2 separate regions of the Homo sapiens genome follow, and region 1 is linked to region 2. Evidence: chromatin loops called from intact Hi-C (ENCODE). Cell type or tissue: MCF 10A. All regions are shown on one strand. Region 1 has its middle 54 kb from the start of SCAF4. Region 2 has its middle 50 kb from the start of LINC00159.

Evidence for each region. Peaks named below come from ENCODE experiments on the same cell type or tissue, not always from the same donor. Only the 100,000 strongest peaks of a DNase experiment are listed, where the experiment ranks them.
Region 1: a loop joins it to region 2, with 5 times the contacts of the local background. A loop is called at or near these places in 1 of 110 quality-filtered maps.

What each region holds. Positions count from the first base shown.
Region 1 is chr21:31,784,809-31,787,308 of GRCh38, forward strand. No RefSeq gene overlaps it. Among named protein-coding and RNA genes, the nearest start is that of SCAF4, 54 kb to the left of the region's middle. In MCF 10A, a CTCF peak has its summit at 1,245 (motif pointing right); a DNase peak (open chromatin) is centred at 1,263.
Region 2 is chr21:32,135,160-32,137,659 of GRCh38, forward strand. No RefSeq gene overlaps it. Among named protein-coding and RNA genes, the nearest start is that of LINC00159, 50 kb to the left of the region's middle. RefSeq lists enhancers at 275-324, 875-1,134. In MCF 10A, no CTCF peak of the experiment used is centred here; DNase peaks (open chromatin) are centred at 712 and 1,562.

The DNA of each region.
Region 1 (2,500 bases), 350 kb before region 2:
ACCACCACCACCACCACCACCACCACCACCACCACCACCACCACCACCACCACCACCACCACCACCACCACCACCACAACCACCACCACCACCACCACCACCACCACCACCACCACCACCACCACCACCACCACCACCACCACCACCACCACCACCACCACCACCACCACCACCACCACCACCACCACCACCACCACCACCACCACCAACACCACCACCACCACCACCACCACCACCACCACAACAACAACACCACACNNNNNNNNNNATCACCACCACCATCACCACCACCATCACCACCACCATCACCACCACCATCACCACCACCACCATCACCACCATCACCACCACCGCCATCATCATCACCACCACCACCACCACCATCACCACCATCACCACCACCACCACCACCACCATCACCACCACCATCATCACCATCACCACCACCACTGTCATCACCACCACCACCATCACCACCATCACCACCACCATCACCATCACCACCACCACCACCACCATCACCATCACCACCACCACCATCATCATCACTGACTACTACCATCACCACCACCACCACCATCATCACCACCACCATCATCATCACCATCCCTGCCACCACCATTATCACCCACCAACTACCACCACCACCACCACCACCACTACCACCACCACTACCACCACTGTATTAGTCCATTCTCATGCTGCTAATTAAGACATACCCGAGACTGGGCAATTTACAAAGGAAAGAGGTTTAATCGATTCATAGTACAGCATGGCTGGGGAGGCCTCAGGAAACTTACAATCATGGTGGAGGGGAAGCAAACACATCCTTCTTCACATGGTGGCAGGAAGAATTGCCGAGCAAAGGGGGAAAAGCCCCTTATAAAACCATCAGATCTCGTGAAAATTCACTCATTATCACGAGAACAGCAGCATGGGGGTGACTGCCCCCATGATTCAATTACCTCCCACCAGGTCCCTCCCACGACATATGGGGATTATGGGAACTACAATTCAAGATGAGATTTCGGTTGGGACACAAATCCAAATTGTACTAACCACTATCATCACCCCCCACTACCACCACCACCACCACCACCATCATCATCATTACCATCATCACCACCACTACCACCATCATCGTCAAAGCTTCTTTTCTCCATTACTTCAGAAGGTCTTGGGGCAGCGGCTTTATTTTCCCCTTTCCTTCGGTAAATTCAGTCTTGTGTGTCTGCTGCTTATTAACATCTCCACCAGGGGGCAGGCTGTGGAAGAAAAAGGTTCAATGCAAGACTTTACTCTGTCCTTGAATTTCGGAGCTGCCAGTGTATGAATTCTTCCAGACTCTCCCTGACAGAAACCATCTTTATATATCTGCTAAGCAGTTCTATTTTTTAATTTCTCTATCACAAAGAGTTCCTCTTGTTCCGTGAAATATGTATGGTTTTGAATATTTGAACCCGATGTTTTCCTCTTTGCTCTAACTTCTGAAATGTTTTGCCAAATGTGGGAAAGTGGAGCTTGATATGAGTCAATTGCATTTTTTTTCCTGCCAAAAAGTGATTTCAATTTTCAGCTGCAGACATAGGCAAAAGGTGTCTAGGATAAGAGAGTTTACACTTCTGGGCCAGCAAACATGGTGGCATGCAGGCCACACTTCCCTCCTCTGTGCTCACAGATGGCATGGTTGATAGATGATGGCAATCTTCCTCACTGAGTCCAAAGGCAGTTCTAGATACTTTCTCAACACACCACTTCAGTCAGCTTCTAGCGATCAATGGCACTTGAGATAAAACCAACTTGGCATTTCTGAGATGTTCTACGTCACACTCCTTCCATCACTCTCCATTTGAAGCATAGTGTTTGGGTCAGGGCATTCTATTTTCAGAAGAATATTTGTGCAGTGATGCTTAATGAGGGCAGCTCTCCTCCCAGGGTGTGCAAATCTGTGGCCATTTCTTAGTAATCACAGCCAGTGGGGACACATCTGGCACATGGTAGGTGGGAGCCAGGATTGCTTATTCACCCTGTGAGGTGTGAGGTTTTCCCTCATGATGAAAACTTCTCTCCCAGCCTGTGCTAGTTTTGAGTATCTTGTTGGTCATGTATATAGGTGAAAAACCTGTTGATAATAATCTAATGCCAGACCTGAACTCTATTTTGTATCTAACACACATTATTTTCCTGTGCTTTTAATACACACAGAATTTCCCAGTTGTATAACTATCACATAAATTGAAATCTATCCCTCTGTTTTGCAGAAACTTCCCCAAGAGTTGCTTACCATTTCTGAAAATTGCCTCACCAATGACAGCGCTGCCCCTGGGATCTGAGTTGCCAAAGCAGCACACTGGGTTCAGCATGCACGGGTAGTGGTCCTGTTCACAGGGATTTTACATGCAAGGCACGCATCTGACTTCTTACTGACGTCTTCTATTGTAGTCACATTGTCATGGATGTGTGGTGGTCATGCTATTTATGGATTCTATTTCAGACAACA
Region 2 (2,500 bases):
CCCACAGTCACCCCCAGAGGATTAAGTAGCTTCGAGCTCAAACTTGGAGGATTTCTGGAGAAATGGGGTTCCAGCAGGTACTGGATTCAGTTCAGTCTAACTTCCCCGGAATCATTTCATCCCTCTAGAAAAGACTTGGGGTTCCCAAAGTGTAACCTGGCCCTCTGGAGAGGGCGTGAGGGAGTGAGGTGCTTGTAATGGCCCAAACACTGCTGCTGGACTTGAACTTGATCATCATCAAACAGTTTACTGCTAGGATTCTGATTTTCAAGGAGCTAGGAGTGACTCACTTCATTAAAAGCAAGCACACACTATGTACCCCAGCTTGCTCCGGTTTCTACATGACCCCAGCATTTCCCCAGTGCCTGCAGGAGTACCTGGCACATAGGGGGCTTCCCAAAACGTTTGTTGATTGAAGAAATGACCTCACCCTCTCAAGAGGCTGCCAGCCTCCCGCAGCCCGCAGGAAAGGAATCTGGAAGCTCCCTGCAGAGGGGAAGTTGTCTGATGGTCATCTTTTAGTTTGTTTTCTCTAAGCCTTCACAGTGGGTACTGACTACATTCACCGTTCATATTTTACAGAGAAAAATATTCATCACTTCCCTCTCAGAAAATCAAACGCTGCTTTGCATGTTGGAGAAGAAGCACGATCTAAAAATCCCCACTGGGTAGAGCCAGGCAGAGTGATTCATACCCTCTATTCAGAGGCAAGAATGACATATGTCGTGCACATGTGCCCAGCGCCGACCAAGCGGCCAAGCTGGATTCTCAGAGCAGCCCACTCAGAAGAACATTCCTTATTTTTACCCTTTGCCAAAAACAGAAACTCACACCAATGCTCCCTCATAAATAGCCTTGCCATTTCAGAAGGCTGCTTCGAAGTACAAGATGCTCAGTGGAACTGAGACCACGGAAGCACGACTGTGGTTTATAGAAACTGAATTAGACTCATTATCTAAGAATGAAAGCATTCAGCTTCTAAATATACAGTAGCATTTATTTCTGGCCCACCCTCCGTGTTTGTGTACTTTTTATTTTTTTTTTTAGAAACCTATACCTTTTTAAAGACACTCTCTACAGCACTTGCCACAAAGGACCAGTTTCTAAGTGTGGTTTAAAATAGCTGGTGGCCTCTGGTGCAGTAAAAGGGAAAATCGGAGGAGGGCAGCACCTGAGAAGTGCAGAGACACAGGTGTGTGGTGATCCAGAGGTCTGGGGGAGGATTTTTGTTACTTTGAAAAGCAGATGGAGACTCCACAGCTGTAAGAAGAGCAAGAAGAACAAGTTCTTGCAAGGAACATACTTGGTAAATATAATGATGCTTTATATCAGCACGATTGTCCCAAGACACAGGAAAAATGACAACAAAACCATTCCAATGGCTCCTTTGGGAAGAAGTAACTATGACGCATCACCCTCTTTTGATTTATAATTGGGGAAACTGAGGCTAACTGAGATGAAGCATTGTTCCCAACGTTGTGCAGTAGATGCGAGCCCTAGGTTCTGGCTGTTTTCCACTGATTCGTCAGCCATGAATTTCAACAGTTGGGTGAGATCTGGCTCTCATCCAAACCCTGTGCCAGCAGAAATGATCTTTGTTTGCGGGCAAAGAAGGCAAGAGTAGGAAGGGGACAATGATGGTGTCTGCCTTGACCCCGGTGGGAAGCATCACTGGGTTGTTTCTCCTCCGTGATTACTCACAGCCTAACTGCAATCCATTCTCTCCTGTTTTGCAGAGGTTCTCATCCTGAGTTTCCCCAAACAGCTCCTATTGGACCAAGTCTAGTCTTACAATCCCGTGGTGGGGAGAAATGGCCCCCCAGAGATATGCCCACATCCTAATCCCTAGAACTTGTGGATATGGCCTTATTTGGATAAAAGGTCTTTGCAGATGTAATTAAGTTAAAGATTTTAATGAGGAAATCATCCTGGGTTATCTGGGTGGGTCCTGAATGCAACACAATGTCCTTACAAGGCACTTATACAGGGAGGGAGATTTGACACAAAATAAGAGGAAAAGGTGATTTGAAGATGGAGGTAGAGATTGGAGTGATGCGGCCACAACCCAAGGGAAGCCAGCAGCCCCTAAGGAGCTGGGAGAGGCAGGGAACAGATTATCCCCTAAAGACCCTGTAGGGAGTGTGGCCCTGACAACACCTTGACTTCAGATTTCTGGCCTCCAAAACCGTCAGAGAATAAATATCTCTTGTTTAAGCCACACAGCATGAGGTAATTTGTCACGGGAGCCACAGGAAACTAACATAGACTACATCCTGTCTAGAATTCTGTTAGATTTGCCTAAGGGCTAAATTGCAACTCCCAAAATCTGATACAATGGAGGCTTGCTTTCCTGTTTTGTCATTCTCTCAACAGTTACTTAGGAGTGCTTACTAGGCACTAACAGTGAGCTAGGTGCTGGGATAATGATGGGCAAATAGACACAAACCCTGATTTCATGCAGCTTACAGCAGGGGAAATAGTCAGGAAGCAAATACCAACA